Regions from separate parts of the Homo sapiens genome. Here regions 2, 3, 4, 5, 6 and 7 are each linked to region 1. Evidence: chromatin loops called from intact Hi-C (ENCODE). Cell type or tissue: endothelial cell of umbilical vein. All regions are shown on one strand.

The links. Peaks named below come from ENCODE experiments on the same cell type or tissue, not always from the same donor. Only the 100,000 strongest peaks of a DNase experiment are listed, where the experiment ranks them.
Region 2: a loop joins it to region 1, with 22 times the contacts of the local background. A loop is called at or near these places in 2 of 110 quality-filtered maps.
Region 3: a loop joins it to region 1, with 18 times the contacts of the local background. A loop is called at or near these places in 11 of 110 quality-filtered maps.
Region 4: a loop joins it to region 1, with 6 times the contacts of the local background. A loop is called at or near these places in 5 of 110 quality-filtered maps.
Region 5: a loop joins it to region 1, with 5 times the contacts of the local background. A loop is called at or near these places in 5 of 110 quality-filtered maps.
Region 6: it touches region 1 in a loop (15-fold over the local background); 8 of 110 quality-filtered maps call a loop at or near these places.
Region 7: a loop joins it to region 1, with 14 times the contacts of the local background. A loop is called at or near these places in 6 of 110 quality-filtered maps.

What each region holds. Positions count from the first base shown.
Region 1 is chr5:169,580,032-169,584,031 of GRCh38, reverse strand. SPDL1 (spindle apparatus coiled-coil protein 1) reads right to left here and starts at 259. Exons shown (of 12, transcript NM_017785.5): 1 at 143-259. LOC105377714 (a long non-coding RNA gene) reads left to right here and starts at 371. Exons shown (of 3, transcript XR_941200.3): 1 at 371-649. RefSeq lists an enhancer at 1-632. In endothelial cell of umbilical vein, a CTCF peak has its summit at 2,215 (motif pointing right); DNase peaks (open chromatin) are centred at 311 and 2,241; H3K4me3 peaks cover 845 bases; H3K27ac peaks cover 862 bases; H3K27me3 peaks cover 149 bases.
Region 2 is chr5:169,115,147-169,119,146 of GRCh38, reverse strand. All of the region lies in intron 4 of SLIT3 (slit guidance ligand 3), which reads left to right. Among named protein-coding and RNA genes, the nearest start is that of SLIT3-AS1, 100 kb to the right of the region's middle. In endothelial cell of umbilical vein, no CTCF peak of the experiment used is centred here; no DNase peak of the experiment used is centred here.
Region 3 is chr5:168,267,531-168,271,530 of GRCh38, reverse strand. No RefSeq gene overlaps it. Among named protein-coding and RNA genes, the nearest start is that of WWC1, 22 kb to the left of the region's middle. In endothelial cell of umbilical vein, a CTCF peak has its summit at 2,004 (motif pointing left); a DNase peak (open chromatin) is centred at 2,000; H3K4me3 peaks cover 301 bases.
Region 4 is chr5:169,349,271-169,353,270 of GRCh38, reverse strand. No RefSeq gene overlaps it. Among named protein-coding and RNA genes, the nearest start is that of SLIT3, 50 kb to the right of the region's middle. In endothelial cell of umbilical vein, no CTCF peak of the experiment used is centred here; DNase peaks (open chromatin) are centred at 2,190 and 3,050; H3K27ac peaks cover 2,025 bases.
Region 5 is chr5:170,214,035-170,218,034 of GRCh38, reverse strand. No RefSeq gene overlaps it. Among named protein-coding and RNA genes, the nearest start is that of LINC01187, 17 kb to the right of the region's middle. RefSeq lists a silencer at 1,496-1,790. In endothelial cell of umbilical vein, a CTCF peak has its summit at 1,575; a DNase peak (open chromatin) is centred at 1,594.
Region 6 is chr5:168,945,708-168,949,707 of GRCh38, reverse strand. The region is part of intron 4 of SLIT3 (slit guidance ligand 3); the gene reads left to right. Among named protein-coding and RNA genes, the nearest start is that of SLIT3-AS1, 66 kb to the left of the region's middle. In endothelial cell of umbilical vein, a CTCF peak has its summit at 2,269 (motif pointing left); no DNase peak of the experiment used is centred here.
Region 7 is chr5:169,264,475-169,268,474 of GRCh38, reverse strand. The region is part of intron 1 of SLIT3 (slit guidance ligand 3); the gene reads left to right. Among named protein-coding and RNA genes, the nearest start is that of MIR585, 2.8 kb to the right of the region's middle. In endothelial cell of umbilical vein, no CTCF peak of the experiment used is centred here; no DNase peak of the experiment used is centred here.

The sequences.
Region 1 (4,000 bases):
AAGACCCCAGGGTTCCGGGGAAGGAGATGTTTCAGCTAAAGGCCTCGGCCGAGACCCCGGCCCCTAGCTTTCTTTAGGGCCTGTTCGACTCTCCCCACTGCCGCTCTCCACACCCACCTCCCACCAGGCCCCTTGCCCCTACCTCTCACGCTAGTCCCCTGCTGCCGCAGCCAGCGGCTCCTAATGGGAGCTCAGGGCGTCCACATTGAGGACGCTAACTCCACAGTCGCCGGCCCATTCGCTCAGCTAGCTCTCGAGTAAGCGCCTGGGATATTTGAATGCAGTTCCCGCGAGAAGTCCCACGTCTCACGAGACGTCCGCCCAAGCCGCGCGGAAAGGAAAAACCAAGAGAAACGCCCAATGGAGCGCCCACCCCCTCCTACAGCTACTGCGCATGTGCAAGTGGCGCGCCGTGGGCTTGGCGCAGGCGCAGGCGCAGACGTGGCTCCACATAAATTTTTCCTTGGGCTGGTTTCCTGCATGTCTTTTAAGTATTTGCTTTTAGTTTCCGTGTTTTGGTGTTTTGTTTGTTCGTTTTTTTTTTTTTTTTGTTTTTACGACAATGCCTTCTAGGGGAACAGTGTCGCTGGGCTGGGCGGTGGAGAGACACCTTTGGCACCATCGTGCGATCTCATGCACCCTACCAGTGGTAATACTGGCGTTAATATTTAAGTTCCCACCATGTGTTAAAGTTTACAGATTATCTCAGTTAAGCCCGCAGCCTTATGAGGCAGATATTACTCCTCGTTTTCTACAGAGAAAAAGCCCGAAGAAAAAAAGTGCCTTGTCCAAGTGGTAGAACTAGAATTGAATGCAGTCTTAGAGTCCAAGCTGTTTGCATGTGTTTTTAATAATAATATTTTGTAACCCTGATGCCTATTCAAAAATTGAAGCGATCAGAAATAATAATAGATAACATTTAATGAGCACTGATGAGTCCTAGTAACTGTTACATGAATCATGTCGTTCTTTCGAGCCCATCTTTTCTTGCCTATTTGAGAACTTGGCTCTAACTGCTCTTTTTTGCATCTTCAGTTTTTTCTTCTCTATTGGATCTTCCCTATCAGTTCATAAACATGCTGCAGTGATTGCCATAAAATCATTTCATGATTTCATTTTTTAAAAAATCCTCCTTGACACCAATCGGCAACCACCCCATTTGTTTTCTTCTCTTTATAACAAAATTTCTGGGGAAAAAAAATCTTTACATCCATTATCTCCATTTTCTTACCTTTTGTTCTTTTGTTTGTTTTTCCCACTTTAACCAGGATTTGGTCCCAACCAATACTATGAAGTGGCTCTTGTTAGGTTTACCAGTGATTCCTACCTTGCAAAATTCGGTAGTCAATATTTAGTCCTCACTTCTGGTGAAATTTGACAGAGTTGCTTGCTCTCATTGATTTGAGTCTTTATGTCTTGGGATGCCACACTCTCCTTGCCCTCTTCTTCTCAGTTTCTTTTGCAGACTACAATTTCTGCCTGAGCTAAGCCAGACTCAAAGGGTTGATCTGAGCTTTAAGATTGGCAACAAATTGCTCACAGTGTTGTCTCACAGATTTATCTGGGACTCCAATGAACCAGATGCTCATTCATTTGTAATCACACCTATGTTCTTGGAGAAATGAAACAAATACCATTTTCCCTATCACTGAACAAAGATTCCTTAACTCAGGGGCCAGGAAAAGATTGTTCTAGCTTAGGCCAATCATGACTGGCTGCAATTAGGTAATCTAAAATCGATCTGAACTTATTTTTTCTCCTTTGTTACAAGAGAAGGTATACCCTATGTTATTAATGTTTCTTCCTATTCTATTTTAAAAATATGTATTTTAAACTATTAATTGAGTGACTGCAATGTGTTAGGCATAGTGGAGGAATTCAGAGATGTGGTAAACTCGACTATTGCCTAGAAGATGCTCGCAATATAGTAGGAGATTTTAAAAAACAAATAGAACTTACAGGGCTGTAAATGCTATGCAAGTGGTATGTGCCCCACACTAAAGGAGTTGTGTGAAGGGAGAGGTATATTTTGTCTAAATGTTCCTTTAAAACTTCCCAGTGCATGTGACACTTCAAGCAGGGCCTTGAAGGATGGCAGAGCTAAGGAGGGGTGCATTCTAGGGGAGGGGACAGCATTAGGAAAGTCTTAGAGGTTACCCCATGTCATAATAAAGGTCATTCTTTAGGGATGGCCTGAATACAGGACTGCCAATACCACCACTGGACGCTAGATGTCACAAGTGAAATGAATTCTAGATGGGTTCTACTTTTAAGATAACTTAATGGAACTTCTGATTCACAATACCAGATGCAGATCTCCGTACTCAGGCAAGGTCCGCATACCATGGCCTAAATACCAAAGGTCAGGAAAAAGCAAAAAACAGCAACCTTGTATCTGTTATTTTCCATTTACGTAAGGAGAGATGGGACTTGGCCTCCTCACACAGTAGTGGATTCACCAAGCATAGGATGGGAGTTCAGATTCTGGGAAACAACACCCACCTCCCAACTCTGTGGCCCTCAGTTACAATTCCTAATATTATAGCTGTTCAGAACTGGGATAGACTCCTGTAGTGAACTTGTCATCATTTCTTCATTGTGACTGTTCTAGACGAAACGAGAGGATTAGACTGTTACGTTATATTGAAAGCTGCATATATTTTGACAGGAACTTATTGAATGATCATTTGTTTTGGGCATTACAAATGAATAGTCTCTGTATTAAACGAACTTAGAGTTTAGTGGAAGAGACATTTACCAAACAATAAACAGTAAATCCTTACTTAGAGGATGACTTAGACTTTCTTGTTCCTTCATGTTATTAAGTAGAGCTGCAAGCTAGTCATCGCTGGGATCAAGCAAAAACAAGCTCAGGACTCTGAGACACAGAGTCTGCAAATAAGAATGAGATTAAGCTGTAGAGTGCTGTGATTTATAGGATGGGCTGGAATATGAAGTTACGAAAGTTACACTCAAGGTTGTGGTCACTGAAACTTGGGGGATGGCCGAGATGAAGAAAAAAAGCTTTGAGAGAGAACGGAGGGGTGTGTGCAGGACTTTTGGGATTGTCCTAATCCATGGCACAGGAGGAGAATAAGGATCCAACAAGAAAAACAGGAGCCATATGAGAAGAGATCAGGAAATTGAATTGTCACAACTTCCACTGTGATAATTAGATATCAGAATGAATCATTGTACCAGGCAGGTGGGTTTGACTGTTTAATAGTAATAATGATAATGAAACCCAGTCTGCGATCTCTCCTGTATCAACAATGTATAGCATCAGCTTGAACTCTGAATGAGCCTAATAGCTATACTATTTTTTCTTTAAATAGGGGGAATCTTCTCTCAGAGAAAGAGTGCACCATCCCAATATAGTAGACATTTAACAGCTAACATCCTAGCATGAATTCCTTCCTCCTATTCCCACCAAGAGAATTCTGATTATTCTTTTGTATAATTTCTATTTTCTCAATTTTCAGCCATATGAATTCTTTAAAACTGATGCTACCTTTCATCTCTAGGATATCCCGTCACCCTGGTTACAGTAATTGATTCAAAGATGTGCATGTGATGGAATCTAAGCCAAAGAGATTTTTCACTGGGACAGCTGGAAAAATGGATTTTGTTAACTGCCTCTGTTATAGTCTGAATTGTGTCCTCACCTCCATTGCCCCCCACCCCATATTCATATGTTGAAACCCTAATTCCCAATGTGACTGTATTTGGAGACAGGGCCCTTTAGGTTAAATGAGGTCACAAGGGTGAGGCCTTAATTGATAGGGCTACTGTCCTTATAAGAAGAGGAAGAGACATCAGAGATAGATCCCCTTCCTCTTTATCTCTCCCTCTCTTTTCCCCACTACTCCCAAGTGCGCACAGCGAGAAGGAGGCTGTCTGCAACCCAGGGAGAGAGACTTCACCAGAAACCAACCTTAGTCTTGGACTCCCAGCCTCCAGAACTGTGAGAAAATGTCTGTTATTTAAGCCACCCAATCTG
Region 2 (4,000 bases), 460 kb after region 1:
ATCAGCTTTGATGCTTTTAAAAGCTGCAGAAGCAGTCCAAGTATCATGGTTTAGTAGACAGATTTTGGATCCAGACAGGCATGGATTCAAACATGAGCTTCTGGACTAAGCGGTCGTGGGACTTTGGGAAAAATTTAACACTTAGGGATAAATATAATCTATGTAGAACACTTTCACATAGTGTCTGGCACACAATAAGTGGTCATAAATGGTAGTTTATAAAATGAGAATACCACTAAAACTGTAAAAAAAAAATTAAAAATTATGTGACTGCAGCCTGTTTTCTGGGGCTTTACCAGCAAGGGGTATATCCTCAGGGAAAGAATACCATCAGTGCCACTCCAGGTGAAAAGGTGGCTAGAGTGTTCCCTACTCTTAAAGCAAGTCACTATCAGAGTGGCAGGTTTTTACATGAACAGGTTCCTGAAAATGCCAAATGGCAGTACCACTCCTTGTAACAACTGCTGGTTTCATCTAGTGATGGCCAAGGTCCTAAATCCTCCAGACCTATGTATCCTACAAATTCCTGGGTCATTTCTTCTTTACAGAACCAGAACAGACTGCCTTGCCCGCTTTCTCCTGGGTTAACAATGGGTCTTGACTCGGTCCTGCCTAGGACCTCAAGAGCAGCAGAACAAAACCAGTAACTCAAAATTTTCTTTCGCTTTCTTGGTCTCACCTGGCCTTTCAAAAGTCCAAGAACCCTCAAAGACTAAAAGGAGCATTTGGGCCAGAGGCACCTTCAGCCAGTGTCACTAGGGAGACCAGTTCAAGAAGATGACCAACCAATGCATGGTCTTAGCTCCACCCCCAGCACACACATGTCCTCCATATATGACTCCACAGAATGCAACATACAACATATCTAATAAAAATCCTAATACAAATTATTGAGGAAATACAGATTCTTTTATATGTAGGCATTGCAAATGTGCACATTTCAAAAAATCATTTAAACAAATTTCTTTAGAGACAAGGTCTTACTCTGTCGCCTAGGCTAGAGTGAATTAATGTGATCATAGCTCAGTGCAGCCTTGAACTCCTGGGCTCAAGTGATCCTCCCGCCTTGGCCTCCCAAAGCACTGGGATTAATAGGTGTGAACCACCACCCCCAGCCACATTTCAAAAATATTCAAGTGGGAAGGCAAAAGGCACACATCATAGAATGTGACAACCATAACATTGTCCTAGTGTGTGATGCTGGGCCTGTATGAGAGCGTCTTTTCTTAGTTATGCTAGTTCGTGCTTAGGAAGCGCTGTGGCCTGTTCTTGGGTGTCACGTAAAGGGCCAAGGAGAGAACCTAGAGTTTTCAAATTTCTTCAATCTACTTCTGACTTCATTGGCAATATTTGGCACTCACCTTGTATAGGAGAAACAGAGTTCTCCTTTTGAGAATAGAGACCCCTTTGGGTCGCAGGGAATAGAGTTTGTTAGATATCTCCAAAGAACGGGAACCCTGGTACAGCTTGGGTGAGACTTTTTAAACAAACAGAATTCTGGCTAACACCTTCTCTTAGTCCCTAGAAATCCTCCATTCCTCTTCCCCACATCAAACTTTGAGGTAGAGCTGGGATTGGCAGCAGCTTGGCTCTGCCATCGTGTCCAAATTCCACTATTTCTGTCCTGAATTTGCATTTCCTGGCAGACTTGAGCCAAGTCCCAATGAAACAGCCATAGCTTTTCAAAATTACAGGCAAAATCAGGCTGGGAAGAGGTGAGGGGGGCAGGGAGGGGACGGGGGAGAACATGCACAGTAATTGTCACGAAGGGCCCAGTGATGTGGATCTGGACTGAGGAAGTCATTTCACATGATCTTTGCTCACTCACTTCCAGTTTGGCTCTTCCAGCTCCTCAATCCGGGCATGGAGCCGTGCTTTTTATAGATTGTAAGTCCATTGTGGAGTTATGTATCCTGGCAGTTTGTAAAGTGGTGTTTTCTCTATTTTTATGGGTGCCCTAGGACAGTGCAGGCACACACACCTTTCTTGGTACCTTCTCATTCCACGCTACTTGTGATTAATGAAGAAGGACTGCCACCTCCAGTCGCTTCACAGGATAGACTTGGGGCAGCCTCTGACTTGCTGTGTGTCCCTGGTGGAGCCAACCCTTTCAAGCCCCCTGCTCCCTGCCCCCTGCTGGATATTGTGGGAGTGAATGAGGGATGAGGATGACAGTAAACCCTCCCTGAAGGGTTATGTAAATCTGAAAGGCTCTGTGGACTTTGAGGCTGGCCTAGGGAAACCTCAACAAATCAGCTACTCCTTGCTTCCTTGCTTTTTATTAGATTCCCTATAAACAAGTAGGACATGATTGTGGGGGAATCAGAGGACATGGGGCTCCTTCATGCTTGAGGACTTTTCCCCAGCACTGGTGCCAAGTAGTTAGGGCCTCTTCTCCTGATGCAGCCCTGATTAGCCTGTTTCTCCCTCAGACCTCAACCTTTTGTTGAGGGGAAGAAACACTTGTGGTAGAAGGAAACATAATTAATGGAAGGATCATGTGCATGGACTATCATCTTATCAGTGATGATAATAGGCCTGGTTGCCTAGATCTTTCCAGTCAGCCGCCATGTTCTGTCAGCATAGCTTTCATAATGTCCTCTTCCTGTCATTAACAATGTCTTTGGGTTTCTGGGTTTTCTGTCCTCAAATTCATCCTGAACACCATAACTAGGTCGTTCATCCTGGAGAGATATCTTGGTACTTTGCCTCCCAATGTTTAAAGGCTCCCTATTGCCAATGATGAAGTCCTAACATTGTATCCTGACATCTGCATCCCTACACAGTATGATCTCCGCTCATGTTTATGATCTTCTGTCCCACTCTTCTTCCGTGGGAACCAGACCATTGAGCTCTTGGGCCTTCAGACACCTGTCTGCTCACCTCTCTGCTCAGAGTTCTTTGCCCGGACTGCCCTGCAGTAATGATTTTTTTGCCCTGCAATAATTATTGCAATAATAAATACAATAATAAATGCAAAAATAATAAAAATAATCCAAACAATAATTATTGCCCTGCAATAATTATCTCTCCATATCCTCATCTCTCACAGAGAAGCCCTGACAGCCTCAGCCCCAGGGAGTCTCTCTCTTTCTCTTTCTCTGAGCTCCATCAGCATTGGCTAGCTGGGAACTTGTCACTGGTTTATGTTATTATCTAATTGGTTTAGGTGCTTTATAGAGTATCTACCCTAAGGGCAAGGACTGTTGTCCACCTCTTTGCAGGGCGCACTGTGCCTGATATGCTGGGTGGCCCTTGTCCAAAGTGGGGGTGGCCTTCCATGGCTGTCAGGAGCACCGGCTCAAGTGTGAGGATCGGATCCCACCACAGGATCCAACCACAGGCGAGCTCCTTCATCTCTCTAGTCCAGAGTTTCCTCATTTGCAATGTGAGGAGTGATGACTCTCATTTTATACAAATACTTGTAAGGATTAAATTAGATATTCTGGTTTCTACACTTGGCATAGTGCTCAGTGTATGATTATCATTATCATCATCATTAAATCAATGTGTGTTGACGACCAGGAATTCTGGTAACAGGATCCTGGGCCTTTCTGAGGGGCTGGACATTGCCTTGGTCTGCCTGTGGAATCCCTCCCTGGCCTGGCTTCCATACATGTGCCTGTGTCTCAGTTTCCTCGTGTGCATATTGGGACAACAGGAATACCTACTGCCCAGGGTTATCATAAGAATTAAATATGACAATGGCTGGAAAATGCCTACATTTAGGAAAGAAAGGCTTGGTAAATGAGAAAACCATGGAACTCTGCTAATTGCTGTGAGTAAATGGTCAGGAATTATGGCCTGTGTCACAGCTTGAGCTTTCCTTGATGGACCTGTTTCCCAATCCCTGTGTTGAGTCTAGGTGGGATGGGGAAGAAAAGCTTCCAAGCTTCCTTCTGGCTCTGACTTTATAAATTCTGCTCATATGCCTCCCTTTACCCACTTAGTCTAGACCAGAGATGAGAAAGTTTTGGGATTTTGGAGAACGATTTGTATT
Region 3 (4,000 bases), 1.3 Mb after region 1:
GGTTTAACCATGTTGGCCATAGTTGGCCAGGCTGGTCTCGAACTCCTGACCCAAAGTGATCCGCCCACCTCGGCCTCCCAAAGTGCTGGGATTAAGGCGTGAGCCACCGCGCCCAGCCCACTTCCACATTATATTGCGTATTCGCTTCTTGGTGTTTCCCATTAGACTCCTCCTGGATGGCTGCGTTTCATTCATCCCTCTGTCCCCAGCACCTGGTTTGTCCATTGAGCACCTACGGCATGTCAGGCACTATTTGTGGACAGAATGGACAGATACCCTCATGATTTCAGTAGATGTTGGCAATTAACACGTTTTCGTCTAGGCAGTTATTTTCCTTGTAAGAGCCACTCCTTTCCCGCTCTTTATGGCCCCGGAAAGGCTGATGGGGTTTGGGCAAATTCATGGTCTTCTGTTGATAGAGGGAGGGTCTCTTTGACATTCCCATGGGTGCTGCAAGGATATAGGTTTGGGCCTGTTGGCAACCATCTTTCCTACATATGGAATAAATCACTGTGAAGATAAGGCCACATCCCAAGGGCAGTGGCATTGAGAGGTGGAGCAAAGACAGTACCTTGTGAGCATCTTTGCGCCCTTGGATCTGACCAAATTTGAAGCCAGTCCTGCCTTTGGATATTCTGGTTTTTGCTTTGTGTTAGGGTTCTGTCACTTACCCCTGCACCTCTCCTGATTAATACAGAGATGCTGCTTGGGGGCAGAAGCCAGCTTGTGTTCACTTTCTCCATCTTCATTGCAGCATTCTACGTAATAGATGTTTCCTAAATGTTCACTGGTTGACTAATAGCTAGTGGGGCAGATTCCTTCTGGCCAAAGGCTCTAGCCTGAGAACAAAATCTATATGTATGTGGCCGAGATAAGACCAAGATAAGGGATTGTTGAGGGAGTGGCCTGGGAATGGAAACAGCCAGAGAGCTGACTGAGAACCGAAGATTCCCAGCCACCTGGGAGGGGCCTGTTCCTGATCTGTGGTGTGTCCTCTCTAAGGCTCAATTTTCACACTGTTTCACAGAGTGGCTGGGAAGTTCAAATAACAGCAATTAATTTGGATAGAAGCGTTTTATGAATGCATGAGTGTAAGGACATCCCTTTTACTGCCCCTGGAATTGGGCTCAGTTCAGGGACACTGATCATCTCTGGAAGAGTGGCTACTGGGTAGACTGTCCCTAAGAGGGTATAGGCTTTGCTTCTTCTGTCCTCTCTTCCCTGGAGCCTTCTAGAAGAGCAAGTCCCCAGGGCTTTACGCAGCTCTTGAAGTGGGAGGATGGGGTGGGTGGAGCTCCTTACTCTTGAACAGGTCAAGCTTCAGGCTGGGATCACACTTCAGCTCTCACTGAAGGCTGAGAATAAGAAAAGTTAGTTGCCAATCAGTAGACATCCCCTTGAGGGAGGCTGAGTGTTTACAACAGCAACCCTGCCAGATGGCAGTATCATCTCCACTACACAGGGGAGGAAACCCAGGCTTCGGAGGTTAGATAAGAAGCCCAGGCTTAGCTAGAAAGGTGTGGTTGGGAGTGAAAGTGAAGGATTTTTTTTGTTTGTTTTGCTTTTTTTTTTAATCTAAAGACGATAACCCCCAAATTCCACAATTTTCCTTTAATAATAGCTTACCATTTAATATGCATTTGTTAAATGCTGGGCCCTTGCCAAGGACTTTACATATATTGTTTTTATTAGGCTTTCCAAATAATCCCATACAGCAGTTATTTTTATCCCTATTTTACAAATGGGAAAGGTGAGGCTCAGGAAGTCCAGGTGGAAATGTACTCAGTGGGCAAATGGTGGAGGCAGGCTCGCAGTCCAGTCTGGCTGGTCCCAGGACTGGTCTTCTTTGGAATCTTTTTCCTGGAACCGATTCCACGGGCCTCTTTCAGGAGTCCAGGGCTCTCCTCGCAGTCTCTGGCTGCTCGGCGACTTCCCTAAATCCCTTTGAGGCGCCGGGCCCACCTCCAAGCAGATTTCATGGGAAAGGCTGCCACCTCGTGGCCAGATGGCAAACCCAACATTTGCCGGGAGGAGGCGAGGGCTGGTGAGGGAGGGGCTTTGTGGAGCAGCTGGTGCAGCCTTGCTTTCCGAGGGCGGCGTGCAGCCACAGTGCCCGCTGCGGGTGCTGGGGAATGGCGCCTTACAGGCTGCCCACCTGCCTCCTCAGGGTGGAAGGCGGGGCTTGGGTGTGAGCGTGCTGAATCAGAACTTTCCTGGAAAGTCGCCACTTGGTGTGGTCAGAGGATCACTGAAGTAAGTAAGTAATCAGAATATCCCTTCTCCCTAATTGTTTCACCTGGCTGGTCGTGGAGGAGGGAGAGGCGAAGGAGAAGGAATGGTGCATGCACTGGAGAGAGGATCCTTGGCCGGGATCTGTTCTCGGTGTTCCACCCCGTATAGACCCTGTCCCCAACTCTGGGCAAGTTACAGAACCTCGTCCTCATTTCCCAAATCTGAGCCGGTTTGAGGAGCGCTCCCTCTGTTCTGACCGCCCCAGCCTTCCTTCAAGCCCTCATCCAGACTGTTGCAGATTCTCCCGGGCTCTGGGCCTTCTGCCACTCTTCTCTCTCCACTTTGCAAACCCAAAGATTCCCTAATCGTGTTTCTCCCTATGTACAAGAGTCACACTGATGTCCCTCATGACCTGGCAGGAGAATACCCAGCTTCTTAGCCTGACTGTTATTCCTGCCTCCTTCCCTCCAACAAACCTCATCTCTGGCTGTGCCCTTCCCGCTGAGCTCCAATCCCCTGCTCCTCATTTCGGGCTGCAGGTGAAACTCACCTACCCACGATCAGACCTTTCTTCCAGAGGTCCTGATCTAATTGGCCTGGGACCCGTGTCTAGCGCGCTCGCCGGTGGTTCTAATCCTTAGCACCTGCCCCGGCCTCTCTGAACTTCTCACCTGTCTCTTTGCATATTTCTTCTCCTTCCTGCTACCCCCTCCTGCCTTGTCTGTCTTGCATTCTCTTACTTGCCAGTGCCCAGCTCAAATGCTTGTGGAGGCTGGGCACGGTGGCTCATGTCTGTAATCCCAGCACTTTGGGAGGCTGAGGCAGGTGGATCACCTGAGGTCAAGAGTTCGAGACCAGCCTGGCCAGCATGGTGAAACCCCATCTCTACTAAAAATACAAAAATTAGCCGGGCGTGGTGGTGGGCATCTGTAATCTTAGCTACTTGTGAGGCTGAGGCAGGAGAATCACTTGAACCTGGGAGGTGGAGGTTGCAGTGAGCCGAGATTGCACCATCGCACTCCAGCCTGGGCAACAGAGCAAGACTCTGTCTCAAAAAAAAAAAAAAAAAAAAAAACAACAAAACTTGTGGAGAGAACTCATACTCCTGTCCTCTGGACATCATGTGTTTGCTCATCACTTGTGTGCCAGCCCTGAGCCTACTGTGCTGTAGTGATTGATTGGCTTGTGAGTTTGTCTCACACTTTAGACCATGTTTTATTTATCTTTGTCTTCCCAGCTTCTGACAGTGCCAGGGACAAAATTGTGCTTGGTGACTCTGAAAGTAGAATGCCTGAACAGATGTCCCTTGTTCACATGGCTAGTCTTCACATGGCTGAGACCCTCCACTTTCCAGATGTCACCCTTTCTGAAAAGCCCTTGAAGCCATGAAGAAGGTCCACACACTGAAAGTACTTGTTCAAGTTACCCAGGCCCAGGAGAGGGGAGAAGCTGAGATTGCTCTTGAGGACATGAGATTTGAGGGAAGATCTTTCTCCATCTTCCCAGCTCCCGCATACAAATCTCTCCCCCTGTGAAAATTGTTATGCTTCAATTTCTACTCTTAGAAAAATCAGTGTTTGGAAGAAAGTTTCTAAAATAATAAAAATGAGGTTGGGCACGGTGACTCACGCCTGTAATCCCAGCACTTTGGGAGACCAAGGTGGGCAGATCACTTGAGGTTACGGGTTCGAGACCAGCCTGGCCAACATGGTGAAACCTTGTCTCTACTAAAATTACAAAAAATTAGCCGGGCATGGGGGCAGGCTCC
Region 4 (4,000 bases), 230 kb after region 1:
AGAAACTAAGGACAAACAAGAGAGCATGTACCAAACGTGTTCAGGTAAGTTAGTGCTAGAATTTCGTACTATCTGAAAATGATGAAATGGAAATCCATTGCCATTTGCATTCAGATAGTTCCGAGCGACTTGGCCTCAGGGAAGTTTTTCATCTGAGTTGGATCTATGGTACTTCTGGAAGGCCAAGAACTCTCGGGAAGGATCTGCTGACAAAGCTATTTTTCAAAGAGGAGAAGGAAGGATAGAGGATCCCACCTCTAAGGCTTTACTCTACTCGTTCTATTATTGGAGACTTCTCTTTTCTGCCTTTCTCTTGTGCTAGTCAAATCATGCTTAAAAAGCAAGTAGGATTTGGCCGGGTGCAGTGGCTCACGCCCGTAATCCCAGCACTTTCGGAGGCCAAGGTGGGCAGATCACCTGAGGTCAGGAGTTCAAGACCAGCCTGGCTAACATGGTGAAACCTCGTCTCTACAAAAATACAAAAAATAGCTGGGCATGATGGCAGGTGCCTGTAATCCCAGCTACTTGGGAGGCTAAGGCAGGAGAATCACTTGAACCTGGGAAGCAGAGGTTTCAGTGAGCTGAGTTAGAGCCACCGAACTCCAGCCTGGGCAACAGAGCGAGACCTCGTCTCAAAAAAAAAAAAAAAAAAAAAAAAGCAAGTAGGATTCAATTAGGCTGTGTGTGATTAAAAATACAAAATAGCACTGGTGAGAATGGATATTGAAGGACAATTTGCCATCTCTAACCCAAAGGATACTACCATATATGTAGACCTTACTTCAGAAGAGAGGCAGTTTTACTTAATGGGTGGAGCCATAGACGCTGGGTCCAGCTTCCTGGGTTTAAAGGCTTATTAGCTGTGCTTACCTCTAGAGCTTATTAGCTGTGTTCCTTGAGCAAGTTACTTCATCTCTTTCTGCTTCAGCTTCTTTATCTGTAAAATGAGGATTATAACATCAGTACCTGCCTTACAGCAATGTTGTAAAGATTAAATAAACCAACCTATGCAAAATACTTGAAAGGGTTCCTGGCATAAAGTAAGCAATATATAAGCATATAAATATAAATCTAATTACCATTTTCAACATGTTCCAGACACAATGCATATATTGGTCTTATGAAGTAGATATTTATTTTCTCATAAATGAAACAAAGACTCGGGAAGTTATACAACAAAAATAAATCCTGATAAGAATAGAGAAGAGAAGGTTCCTATTGCCAGCCTGGGGAAGTCCTTGAAAGCTTTAGGGAAGAGCAGGCAGATGAGTACAGATGAAAGGAAGGGGAGCATTGAAACATGAATAGATGGAGAAAAAGAAAAACATTCCATGCAGTGTCGTGGGTGCCAGGTCTCCTGGGAGAGGACATTAGATGCCCAGACTTGGACCAGCAATGACATTCCATTCACTATGCATTGAATGAGCATCCATTAAATACATACCATGACACAATTATGATGGGAAACGTAAGATAATACATGTAACCCCAGCCTCAGTATGTCTACTATATGTTCTGCCAAAATAGAATGAGTAGGTGAGGTGGAGGTTGCTGACCTTCATGCCCACCCTTTTATTGCATTATTTTCTAATAAATTCCTGAGCACTGAGCAGATGAAATATGCCAAAGAAATAATACTTTGAGGTCCATTCCTCTGTTACCAAAACTGTCATCAGAGTTTGTCTCCTCATTGGTAGCTTCAGAATAGGCTTTGCAAACACAAATGCCTATAGGGCCAAAAAGGCCCTTGAATGTTACTACACAAGTGAAACATTCTGGATATAAGTGCAGGGGCATCAGAATGTAAAAATCGGGGTGAAGACTCTGGAAACCTAGGGAGCACACCACCTGTACCAGGGATATCCATTCTTCACTTGCAGTGGGTTATTGCCAGGTCTTTCAATGCTTTAACAGAATCAGAAATGTGGTATGTAATGTAAAAGCTCCTTATCTTTAAAATGTTGCATCAAATATTGTAAACAAAACTAGGTGTGCCAAACAAAACATGTTCGAATGTCATTTTTTAAAAACTCTTGGCTACCAGCTGGAGCTCAAACAAACAATGACATGCAGTGAATGCTCTTATCCTTTCCAGGTCTCTAAGAAAACCCAAAGTCCCTGCCTCCAACCTTCCTCCCCGACAGATACCCACACTACATCCCCTCGCTCCTACTGGCTCCCCAGACAATGAGCTGGACAATATGACCCAAGAATTTCACTGCCAAGGTATTGCTGCCAAGGTTTTCGAGTTTCAAGTCCCTAGTTTAGAGTGAGTCATCTCAAATTCAATTAGTGGAGAGTTCCTCTGGGTTCAGTCACCAGTGGCAGAGGGAGAAATGACTCAGACGGTGGAGCATGCAGTGCCTAATGGGTCCAGCATGTGGGGGCTTTTGAGATTGTTGGGCACGGTGCTCATGGTGCCCGAGGGGAGTACAAAGCGGGGCTGGAGGTTGCAACATGCTCTCAGCTCAACTCATTGTTGGCTCTTTTGGACTGAAAGATATTTGAGATATTTGTATTTGACCTCAAACATATGGTGGATCTAGCACCTCAAGGATATATATTATTATAAGCCTGTTGGCTCCTATTCCAGCCTCGTTTCCTTCTGCCAGCCTGAACTGCACATTTTGCATTCTGGCATTACCAAACTATTGTAATTCCCCAGGCTCTTTCTTGCCTCTATACCTTAGTGGTGCCATTGTTTCCCTGGAATACCTATATGTGCTTCTGACAAACTCCTTTTTGTGCTTTAAAGCTCCAAACAGACATCACTACTTTTGGGAAAATAACTCTAACACCCCCCCATTTGTTAAACTTGTATTCTTCCTTTGTCCATCTATAATTTGAACTTACTTTTCACATTGTATAAAAACCATTTGCTTATCTGCTTGTCTGCCTAGTTAAGGAGAAGCCTTTAAGGTCAGAAAGCTTGTAATATTCTTCTTTACAGATGAAAGTACCTTATGCATGGGCAGGCAGTCCATCATAGTTTACAGAGCAATCTTGGATTGAAATACCACACAGCTCTGAAATGACTCAGCGTGGACTATCTCAATCCTATGGGCCAGACCAACAGTATCATTAACTCAGCCTCTGCCATGTAAGCCCTTCTGAGTTGTCTGTGGTCATAAGCACAATAGTTAGAGCAGGAAACACAGGAATGCACAGATAATCCAAAAGTCAATAGTTTAACCTAGCCCAATCATTCACTCAAATCCAGTAAACATCTTTTGAATAACTGCTCTGTCAGGCACTGTTCTGGGCACTTGGGATATAGCAATCAATAAGATTGCTCTTATAAAGCTTATATGTGGTAGGGAAGAGAAATTAAACCAGTAAATATAAAGAAGAGGATACCAAGTAATAAGTACCCTAAGGAGCATCACACAGGATAATGTGATACAGATGGATAAGGTGGGGTGGGATTTTAGATGGTGTGGCAGGGCTAGTCTTTCTAGGAGCACTGCATTTGTGCTGAGACCTGAATTATGAAGATCTAGCAATAATAAGATGTAAGGACAGAGAGAGCATTTCCATAGACCAGTGGTCTTCAACCTTTTTGGCACCAGGGACTGGGTTTTCCACAGATGGAGGCGAGGGTAGGGATGGTTTTGGGTTGATTCCAGCACATTACATGTGTTGCACACTTTATTTCTATTATTATTACATTGTAATATATAATGAAATAATTATGCAACTCACCATAATGCAGAATCACTGGGATCCCTGGGCTTGTTTTCCTGCAACTAGACTGTCCTATCTAGGGGTGATGGGAGAGAGTGACAGATCAACAGGCATTAGATTCTCATAAAGAGCACCCAACCCAGATCCCTCGCATGTGCAGTTTACAATAGAGTTTGCAGTCCTATGAGAATCTAATCCTGCTGCTGATCTGACAGGAGGTGAGCTCAGGCGGTATTGTGAGCCATGGGGAGTGACCGTAAACACAGATGAAGCTTCACCCACTCACCTACTGCTCACCTCCTGATGTGTGGCCAAG
Region 5 (4,000 bases), 630 kb before region 1:
GTTCCCAACACATAGAAATGATAAATGCTTGTGGTGACAGATATCCTAGACACTCTGGTTTGATCACTGCACATTCTATGCATGTAACAAAATATCACATATCCCATGTCAATATGTACAAATATTATGCATCCATTTTTGAAAAGCAGAGTTTGTGCTCCCCACAGCTCGTTTATGAAATGCTGCTCCAAGGTTAAAGTTCCATATTCTTAGCTTTGCTTGATTGCCCCCAACTACTGCCCAGCTTCACTTTCCTCCCCATGTCTCCTTTGCACAACGTCCCCGCTCCCAACGGCTCCCTGACTTGAACATTCATGCCTGCTACCTCTTCTACTGGGCAGCTCTTCCATCCTTTCTCTGTTTAGAGAGAAAGTGCTCCTTGGTGCTCCCCAGCCTTCTAGGGCAGCTCAAATGCAACTTGCTCGGCCAGGTCCTCCAAACACACCCTCATCTGACTTAAGGCACTGCTTGCACTCCTGTAGCACCCTGCTATACCTTTGTTCTCAGCACTTGGGCCCAATCTGAGAGGTTGCTGGGAGTCCCACTGTCGAATGCTGGACCCCCTTATCCTCCTGATTATAGGCTTCATGAAGACAGGTGTCATTATACTATCTTGGGCATTACCATCTCCCTGGTTTCCATATCTAACTCATAGTACATGCTCAACAAACATGTTTTAGGCTCCTTTGATGACTGAGGAAATGAATAAATGACAAAACCCAAAATCAGCAACTGTTTTAGTGAATTACCTGACTGCCTCTATATCGAGTTGCTTATTTCATCTTCTTGACCCCTCTGGGGCCTCAATAAACCTTTTTTTTTCAATAATTTCTTCCAATATATCTTCTCAAAAAGTGTGGCTTTGCTATCAAGGAGAGCTGAGTTTAAATTCCAGTTGCTCTACCAACCAGCTGTGTCACCTTAGGCAAGTCATTTGAACCCTCTGAGCCTTAGTTTTTCTCACCTGTAAGATGGATATATAAAAACGTACCTCCCAGGATTGTTGGAGAATGAGATGAAATTGCCCAATTATAAACACCAGGCATAGTGCCACAGACTAGATGTCTAATCAACATTAGTTTTTTTCTCCTCTTGTTCTCCCTCCTTTCTCTGTTATGACTTTACAAAGACAAAGGCAATGCCTCATTCATCCTTGTGCCTCTAGAGCCTGATATGCAGCAGGTGCTCAGTACAAGTGTGTTGTGTGAGTAAATATTACCTTATTCAATAAAAGTAATTGTGCCAAGGGATCAATGTTTCCAGTTTCTTAATCCATAAAATGGATATGATAATTTTTATTGTTGAGAGATTTGAATAAAATAATGCATATAAGTGCTTGGCACAATACCTGGTTTGCTAATTGCTAATTGTTATTATCAGTAATAATGATAATGTATCAGATGGTATCCCCAAATTCTAAACACCAATTTCATTTCAAATAAATTGAACAAACAAAACAATGAACAGTGGCCAGGGTGGACTTCTTTCCAGAGGTATAGTGAAGGGGTGTCAATCCAATCTTGACACAGCTCAGATAATATATAAAGCAAATCTGTATGTAGTCAGGAGTGACAGCAGGGGATGCTGTTTCCTTAATAAAGAGGCAGCCAACTTGCAGCAGCTCCCAGCAGCTCTGATGCAGCATTTGAGAGCTCAGTTCACTTGGAAGCTAAAAGGGCAATAAGTTTCTTGTGGCAGGAACTGTGTAAGTACTGAACAGAAATCTATTGACTGACACTCCACAGTTTGGAACCCTGAATATTCTTTTTGTCTTTGGCTGGTTTTTGGACTGTGGGCTAGTCACTTGCGCTCTCTTGCATTACCAGCATAAAGGGAAGTCGTCCATATTTATGGATGAAAGGAGAGAAGCAAAGAAATAGAACCCTAATATCTCAAGGGACCCTTTGACTGCATTTGAATTCGGCTTCTCTCACCAAGCTGTACTGAGGGGGAGGGAGGAAGGAGAGGAGGAGGAGTGCTGAGGCTGCTTCGGGCTGTCTTTTTCTAATTCCTCTGCCCACAGGTGCATTAAAAAATGCACAGTAGTCATTCAGGAGCAGGTTGTTCAGTTTCCATGTAGTTGAGCGGTTTTGAGTGAGTTTCTTAATCCTGAGTTCTAGTTTGATTGCACTGTGGTCTGAGAGACAGTTTGTTATAATTTCTGTTCTTTTACATTTGCTGAGGAGAGCTTTACTTCCAACTATGTGGTCAATTTTGGAATAGGTGTGGTGTGGTACTGAAAAAAATGTATATTCTGTGGATTTGGGGTGGAGAGTTCTGTAGATGTCTATTAGGTCCGCTTGGTGCAGAGCTGAGTTCAATTCCTGGGTATCCTTGTTAACTTTCTGTCTCGTTGATCTGTCTAATGTTGACAGCGGGGTGTTAAAGTCTCCCATTATTATTGTGTGAATGGGCAAAAACTGGAAGCATTCCCTTTGAAAACTGGCACAAGACAGGGATGCCCTCTCTCACCACTCCTATTCAACATAGTGTTGGAAGTTCTGGCCAGGGCAATTAGGCAGGAGAAGGAAATAAAGGGTATTCAATTAGGGAAAGAGGAAGTCAAATTGTCCCTGTTTGCAGACGACATGATTGTATATCTAGAAAGCCCCATTGTCTCAGCCCAAAATCTCCTTAAGCTGATAAGCAACTTCAGCAAAGTCTCAGGATACAAAATCAATGTACAAAAATCACAAGCATTCTTATACACCAATAACAGACAAACAGAGAGCCAAATCATGAGTGAACTCCCATTCACAATTGCTTCAAAGAGAATAAAATACCTAGGAATCCAACTTACAAGGGATGTGAAGGACCTCTTCAAGGAGAACTGCAAACCACTGCTCAATGAAATAAAAGAGGATACAAAGAAATGGAAGAACATTCCATGCTCATGGGTAGGAAGAATCAATATCGTGAAAATGGCCATACTGCCCAAGGTAATTTATAGATTCAATGCCATCCCCATCAAGCTACCAATGACTTTCTTCACAGAATTGGAAAAAACTACTTTAAAGTTCATATGGAACCAAAAAAGAGCCCACATCACCAAGTCAATCCTAAGCCAAAAGAACAAAGCTGGAGGCATCACGCTACCTGACTTCAAACTATACTATAAGGCTACAGTAACCAAAACAGCATGGTACTGGTACCAAAACAGAGATATAGATCAATGGAACAGAACAGAGCCCTCAGAAATAACGCCGCATATCTACAACTATCTGATCTTTGACAAACCTGAGAAAAACAAGCAATGGGGAAAGGATTCCCTATTTAATAAATGGTGCTGGGAAAACTGGCTAGCCATATGTAGAAAGCTGAAACTGGATACCTTCCTTACACCTTAAACAAAAATTAATTCAAGATGGATTAAAGACTTAAATGTTAGACCTAAAACCATAAAAACCCTAGAAGAAAACCTAGGCATCACCATTCAGGACACAGGCATGAGCAAGGACTTCATGTCTAAAACACCAAAAGCAATGGCAACAAAAGTCAGAATTGACAAATGGGATCTAATTAAACTAAAGAGCTTCTGCACAGCAAAAGACACTACCATCAGAGTGAACAGGCAACCTACAAAATGGGAGAACATTTTCACAACCTACTCATCTGACAAAGGGCTAATATCCAGAATCTACAATGAACTCAAACAAATTTACAAGAAAAAAACAACCCCATCCAAAAGTGGGCAAAGGATATGAACAGACACTTCTCAAAAGAAGACATTTATGCAGCCAAAAAACACATGAAAAAATGCTCACCATCACTGGCCATCAGAGAAATGCAAATCAAAACCACAATGACATACCATCTCATAGCAGTTAGAATGGCAATCCTTAAAAAGTCAGGAAACAACAGGTGCTGGAGAGGATATGGAGAAATAGGAATACTTTTACACTGTTGGCGGGACTGTAAACTAGTTCAACCATTGTGGAAGTCAGTGTGGCGATTCCTCAGAGATCTAGAACTAGAAATACCATTTGACACAGCCATCCCA
Region 6 (4,000 bases), 630 kb after region 1:
GAATCACCTGAGCCCAGGAAGTTGAGGCTGCAGTGAGCCGTAATCTCGCGCCATGCACTCTAGCCTGGGCGACACAGCGAGCCCCTGCCTCAAAAAAAACAAGACAAAAAATTCATTTTTACTGTTGTATATTTGACAGTTGTTCTTTGGGTCTTTTGTCTACATGGGTCAGCTGTTTTTGGCCTTGTGTATCTAGTCACAGCACACACTTTTGAAAGATCTCTGTAAGGAATCTTTCTCTGGAGGATAGGCTGGCTATAATAAGAGTGAAACCATCTCTGTGATACGTTCCCAGGACTGAGATTTCATGGAACCACATGTGTATGACATACCACAGATATGAACTTCATGGAGCCCCCAGTTGCTTTGAATTTCTCATGGTCTCATTCCTCCTGGACTGTCTGCAAAGACGCTGAACGGTCCCCATGACTGCAGGATTCTCTGTGGCCCATGCTCAGTGACACTTACTGGAAGGGAAGCTTAGCTTAACCAAATCCAGTCAGGTTTGCCTGGAGATAAGAGCCTCAGAACACCCGCAGGTGAAACTCCGTTCACCCCACAGGTCAGCTTGTTCAGGGGTGAGCTGACCTGACTGTTAGAGTCCCCAGACACACTCATGAAAAATACAGATGCTCATATGCCCCAGGAAGTTCTGATCCTGGAGAGGTGGGGTGGGCATAGGCATCTGTGTTTTTAACGACCTCTGCAGAAGAGCCTGAAGGGCAGCCAGGTGTGGGAACTGCTAAGCTAGTCCACACTCCTCCCTTCATAGCTCAGGAAGACACACCCAAAGTTGACTCAGCAGATGACCAGAAAGGACCAAATCCCAGGCCCTGACAATTAGTCCCCACCAATGATTTCCAAACCCACTTTAGCAGAGCCCTGCGGTGCTCACAGATGTCTTTGACACTATCCTGGGTAAGAGAATAACCCGGGGGCAGCCCTAATAACAGAGTTCTGGCCTTCTTCATGGTTAATCAGAATCCATGTATATGCTTTAAATATTGGGGTCACATTAGACTTTGTTCCTAGAGCAAGAGCTGCTGAGACAAACAACTGCTAATGGGGGAAAAAAATACAATTGAAATTCTCAGCCCTGCATCTTGCAGTGAAATCAATCCACCAAAGCTTCCTTTTCTTAAAAATCTCCAGAAAGGGAAAATTCCACAACTTACACCTGCCTCAGAAGGACTTGCAAAGTGTCTCCCGACCTCACAATCATTTCTCTCAGGTGCTGAGAGGGAGTTTCTACCTGCAGCCTCACATCCATCTGCAGCCCCCTCAGGCTCCGGCTCTGTTCTCTGTATGCACCTAAATCACATGACACCTAAACCCTGCCTGTTCCAACGGAGCCTCTTCCTTCGCTGAGTCTCCTCTGAACCCAAAAATCCACAGCCCCCGTTTGCTGTGGGGGCTTCTGTTGCCCTTCTGTTGCCATGACTATTAATAGTGGGCAAGCACCCACTGTGTGCCAGGCAGTGCATCAGGCCCCGGACAAGGCAGGGGTGTTGCTGGGGTGGCGCGTCAGGTCCGGCAGAGAAGGGAAAGTGTGGCACACAGTCATTCACTGCCCTTCCTGTGGGTGGCAGTTTTCAGGATAATAATAAAAACAACTTGGCCAGGCATGGTGGCTCAGGCCTGTAATCCCAGCACTTTGGGAGGCTGAGGTGGGCGGATCACTTGAGGTCAGGAGTTTGAGACCAGCCTGGCCAACATGGCGAGACCCCCATCTCTACTAAAAATACAAAAATTAGCCGGGTGTGGTGGTGCATGCCTGTCATCCCAGCTTCTCAGGAGGCTGAGGCAGGAGAGTTTTGAACCCAGGAGACAGAGGTTGCAGTGAGCCAAGATCGAGATTGTACCACTGCACTCCAGCCTGAGTGACATAGCAAGACTCCATCTCAAAAAAGAAAAAAACAAAACAACAACAACAAAAAAACTACCTTTCAGGCTCTCCTTCCCCATTATTGCCCAGCCCCAGCCCTTGGGTCTGCATCCAGCCTCAGGCCCTGCATGTGGGGCACATTCTTCCAGGAGGATTCCACCAAGCCAGCTCAGTGTATGAAGAACCAGGCCCCCACTTTTCACACTGGCAGCCCTGGTGCCTCTGTCAGCCAGGACCCAGGTGGCCCTGCCCCTGACCTGGGCACAGCTGTGGGGCAGAAATCCTCAAGGCCCACCACCCCAGCCTGTTTTTTTTCTTCCTATGCCTCCTTTTTGGGCCACAGTCCCATGCAACATCTCTGCACTGCCACCTCCTGGCCAAAGAGAGCAGTGAGCAGGGGCCTGGGGGAGTGGAGTCCAGGCACCAGGGCGGCAGACGGTGGCTCTCCCTGCAGCTCCCGAGGGACCCAGGGAACATCCCAGAGTGCAGTCTGCAGAGATGACACCCACAGGCCAGGGAAAGGTGATGGGCAGCATCAGCCCAAATGTTCCCCCAGAAAAGTCCCCAGCAGAGGCAAGCATCTGTTTTTTCTCTCGTTGCATTTCTCTTTCAGCCTTTTAGTTTATATTGCCCTTGGTTTCTGTTTAAATGTTTAAATACTTGCATATTTATGTGTGTGTGTGTAGGATCTAATTCCTTTTGTGCAGTGTATGTTTCTTACTTCCATAGACAATACTGACTTTCTCATGCAGATCAAAACAAAGGGGACACCACAATATATAGAAACTAGAAAATGCTAGTGTGAGACATAATAGTAATAATAACAATACACCCCCATACATTCACCATTTAATTGTGAAATCTTTTCTCTTTGAAAAAAAGACTGAGCTAATTTTTAGTTCCAGAAACCTGTTCTCTATCATCAGATGGAGCTGATAAAAGGCTTTGCAAATGGAGAGGTGTTCGAAGGGGAGGGGAGCAGCTGTGTGTTCCAGTAGGTCAAGTTGAAGACACCCTTTCTAAACCCTGGAGTAACTGAGCAAAGAGTAGGGAAGGGGTGAGAATGAGGGATGAAGGCTGGGCTAGGGGGTGAGCGTGTGTCCGGTGTCGAAAGACCCCAGGCAGGCCGCAGAGGGGATTGTGGACCCACAAGCCCCCAGATGCCTGTCCTCTGATGATTCAGGGCCTGTGCTTGCAAATCAGCCCAGAAACCTGCAGAAGATGCTGGAGCCAGGTGGTCCCTGCCATCACCAAGCCTCTCCCCTGGATGTCACTGTTGTGCTGCGTGAACAAGGCTGGGGAACACTATGGGACCATGAGAATCCCTCCCTAACAGCCGCTGCCCCTTGGGGCTTGGGGAGGCACAGTAGGAAAAGGCAGGGCCCAGGCTATCTGCAGGCATTTGGGAGGTTGGGGCCCAATGTCTCCAGCCCAATGCTGCTGCCCCATGGTAGCATCTGTGGGTGATACTAAGGCTCTCTGGTCCTGTAGGTCCTGCAGCAGGACTGATTCTCTATTACAAAGAGGCTGGGGAGGCTGAGAGGACTGGGGTCAACTGAGTCCCCTCCCTTGGTCTCTCAGGCCCTTGGATAGGTTCTCAAATCAGCAGCCATAAGAAAGAGCTAAAGGGTCAACGTGTATAGTGATTGCAAGCACAGACACAAGTCCCAATCCCAGCCTCATTGAAAACCAGCCAGGTAAACTCAGGGAAATTGTTTCATCTCAGAGCCTCACTGCTACCACCTACATTTGATGTGACTCCCCCCTAGCATTGTCGTAAGAATTAAATAAGAATACAGCACATAAAACTTAGTACATAGAGTGCGGCTATTATTGTAACAAGGAATTTAGAAACAGTACGCGAGAAACTTTCCAAGTTCATAGCCTGGGAGGAAAATCTTGTTTCTAATCCAATCATGACATTAAGCACAAGCCCAAAGATTAGAACAAATCAAGAGATATTTGGCCCAGGCCTAGTGGAACCACTGCCCTCTTTCTTTGTACATGGTTTTGGGTTTCCCTAAGACGCTGGCTGCCTCTTCACAGAGCCACATATGCATGCGTTTTGTTGCACGTGTTGGGAGGAGGAAACACCCGAGTTTAGCCCTAAAGCAG
Region 7 (4,000 bases), 320 kb after region 1:
TTGGAGAGTTCCGCCTGCAAGTGAGGGCCACTTCTGCTGTCTCCAGCAAGGAAAGACAGGCAGGAAAATGACTGGGAGTCTTATGTGGTGCCATCAGATGACATTCAGAATTTCCTTGGGTCGAACCTGCAGAGACCTGTCTCTGATTTCCTGCGTGTCACTCGGCAAATTCCCTCCATGTGTGAAATGAGCAATGAAGCTAACTCTCTGGTGCATGGTGTTAGCACCAAGTTGCATCACATTCCCCCCTCCGCCACTCCTCCTTCGCAACAGACCTTAACGTTATTCTGTGATTACTTCGCATCATCCTTCCCAAATGTGCATCAAATTAAAGAGTTATTAGGGCATGGCAGGACATGTTTATGGGGAAGAATTTCCTTTAAAGTCACAGCTCAGCCTGAACTCACTTTATTAGTGTTTATACAAAGTATGTAGCCTGTTCCAATGCAGTCCATGTTTATATTCCTGCAGCAATCATTGCATTCCTTGGGCTGTTCCTTCGTTTTCTTAAAGTGATTACTGCACCTATGTTAAAAGTTAATAGTGTATGTGCTCTGTGACTGGTTGGACTTGGGAGGTGGGCACCATTCAGAAAATGACACTTAACCAAGATGTGTCCTGCAAATAGCCATAGACTTAGAAGTGGTCTTCAGCCCAAGTGGACAGGAAGAAGGTCTCCTTAAGAACAAAGACATGGTGGGCAACCAGGCCCCATATGAGTATTTCCATTGTCACCCACTCCTGTTGCCGATATTTTGTGGCTCAAGCTGGGAATGACCATTTGTGTTGATCTGATCTTTGCCTGTTTCTGTGGTATAATTATTAATGACTTCCCCTTTAACTCACAAAAGTATTCAAGTTTGGATAATCATATGGTCATTCCAATTCTAACTGATACCCAGATTTACTGGTATAAGTGAAGTACATCAACTTTAGATCTCAAGCCATTGTCAATTAAGGGCAAATGTAACTCAGTTAAAACTGTCAATAAAGAGCTCAAGTTAACATCAGTCATTCAACAGATATTGATTTGTGCCTTTCATGTGCCAGGTATTGTGCTGAGCCTTAGGGATTCAAACATAAATCAGATATGGCCCTGGAGCCCAGTAAGTTGGAGCTTATTAGTTTAGCTAAACTTTTTGAGTATGTTACTAAAATTCTCTGACCAGGTCATTTCAATTTCTCTTTCACCCTTTAGGACTCTATATTTACTTGCTGCAAGTTGATTGCTAAATTTTCAGCCACTAATCCTTGTTCATTTGGTACTTCTCAGCTTGTGACCATAGACAGGTGTCTTAATCTCCCTGTGCCTCTATTTGTTCAATCATAAAATGGGACTAATAAGTAGCATCAACCTCATAGGCTGGTTGTGAGGATTAAAAAAGGCCCCAAATGTGAAGTGTTTAGCATAGTCCTTGGCACATGGTAAACACTCATTGTAGATTGGCTCCTGCATAGTAAATAGCAGAAAGTTATTTGGACCTTAATGTTGGTTGGGTGCAGCATTTGTACCTCTATTGACCGGAGTTAAGTGGCCTTCTTAAAAACATTGCTTAAGGTAATATGTGTTAGGATCCAAAGCCAGTGAGAATTATTGTGACCCTAGGGGATCAGTTTATTTTCCTCCTTTTAAAGATGAGGAAGGAAAATTTTACAAAGTCATGCTCTGGATTATCATGGATGAAGATCATGGATGCTTAACTTGGGCCATTCTTTCCTACTATGCCGTATTGCTAGGTGTATCAGTTAGCATAGACAAGGCTAAGCTGCAGCAACAAATAAGCCCAGATATATCAGTAACAAAACAATATAAAGCTGTATTTCTTCCTCTTCCTCCCACCCACCCAGTCCAGTAGAGCTGGTCTGGGTGGTGGTAGGTGGCTTATGATCCATATTGTCACTTAGGAACCCAGGCTGCTTTCCTCTGGGGGACCCCTCCATTTATGACACATGATCTCTACATGCCATGAAGACAAGAAAGGGAAGGAGAGTGTCATGCTTGCAGGATGTTTTATAGCCTTGCCTGGAAATGGCACGTATTATTTCCACCCACATTCCTTTTCTTCAGAAATCAGCCACATGGTCCCACTTAGATTCAAAGGGCACAGGAAATTTAATCTTGTTGTTTGCCTAGGAGGAAAATGGAACAGTTTGGTGAACACAGAGCACTATCCTTGCCATACCGTATTCCCTACATTTCTTGCCACATTTCCAAAGGTTGGCCCCAGTCTCTTCTAGGATTTGTTTCCTGCCTCCCGGTGATTGGAGGAGCCATTTTATCATGTGCTCTCCTATGCAGTGCAGGGAAGTGTTTTGAGAACAGGCCTTGCAAGGAGTTTGGAAGGGTTTGAGATTTCTGGGCATGATAAGGGAAATAAAAGGTGAAACTTTTGGACTGATAGTCGCCACCTGGAGGTTAGTGCTGAGAAAAGAATACGTTGCCTTAAGTCATTACAGGAAGAATTTAGGAAGAATTTTTTATTTCTGAGTGTGTTGGCTGGGTTGTCCTCTGTGTGACAGGAAGGAAGCACTGTCTCTGCAGATGCTTTGATGTGCCTGAAGTGGATGAAGGAGATTTGGGGTGGAGCTGTGGATTTGACCAGGTGCACCTTTGTGTTAGAAGCACGGAGGTCCTGCCAACATCATCATCTTACTTGTGCTCACATTTTGCCTGAATAATAATCAGCCAATTGATGGTTACTTCTTGAGTACTTACTGCATGACCAGCCCTGGGCTAGAATCACTTTATACGTATCATCTCATTTAATTCTTGCAGTATCCTAGGAGGTAGGTACTGTGATTATGGCCATTTAAGATGGAGAAACAGAAGCTTAGGGATGAGTTAAATAACCTGCCTAAAATCATGCTCTATTTGCTAAGATTTGAGCCCAGGCTATCTGATTCTAGGGCCTGCCACCTTAAGCGCTATGTTTGGCAGCAGGGATCTCAAACTCTGATGCGAAAAAAGATTAAGCAGGTAACTTGAGTGAGGGAATTGGATCAGGTGGACTGGTGAATTGCAGGCATGTACCTTATGCAAAGTGGGCAATTGCCTCTTAGTACCAGCTTATGATGGCCACTAAAATCCATTGTTATTTGATGGACTGACCTTTGGAGACAAGCCAGAATTGTAGATTTGTATTTGAAATGCTCCCAAATTGGCAATTAATTTGCATATGTGAAAATCACAGTGAGAACCAGACTACGCAGGTCTGCAGGCCAGAACTCACCGGTGGGCTACCAGTTTGCAAGTTCGTCTCTGCTGTTCCCAGTAAAGAGCTAGTTGTACGTTTTGTTTGTTTGTTTGTTTGTTTGTTTTTGAGCATGGAGCTGAACTGAGCAAAACAGGGGCAGGGAGTCCTCCTGGTGCAAGGGATGAAGGAAAAGAGACCCCATGCCCAATACTCCTCTTTACATGCCCTCACCATGACCACATCCAACCACCCGGGTTGCCCCTCTGTTTGGCCCATTCTTCTCCCTGCAGGTAGCTGTCTGCACAGGGCTGGCTGCAAGCTTTTGCAGGTGTAAAATTATATATGCGAGAGTGTTGCCAAGCCAAAAATTTAGCCCAGAGAGGCTTAGTTCCCAAACAACTGAGGTAGTGTGAAGCCAGTTTTTAAAATCAAATTCAGCTCATTTCTTTCCCAAATGCGTGTATGTTTTTAAACTTGCATGTGGTTATGTAACAGATGAGAACGAAGTGCAAAAATCAGAATAGTTAATAATGCCTCCTGTGGTGTGAGTCTGGAGAGGTAAAGCATGAGATGGGAGCCCTATAAGGGTGGCCCAAAGGGAAACACTGCTCTCCTTGACCTGGTAGGAAGGTGATTTGATGGTTTTCAAACACATGCTGTTTCTCTCTTTCATCAGGGTAGCTGGGTGGGTGGCATTAGGTCCTTTGGACTGGGGAGAGGAGACAGAGGAAGACACCCATTAGGACCGCCTGATGTGAGCAGTTTCAGAGGTCTGCCCTTGGGCTCATCAAAAAGCATCTTCCGGC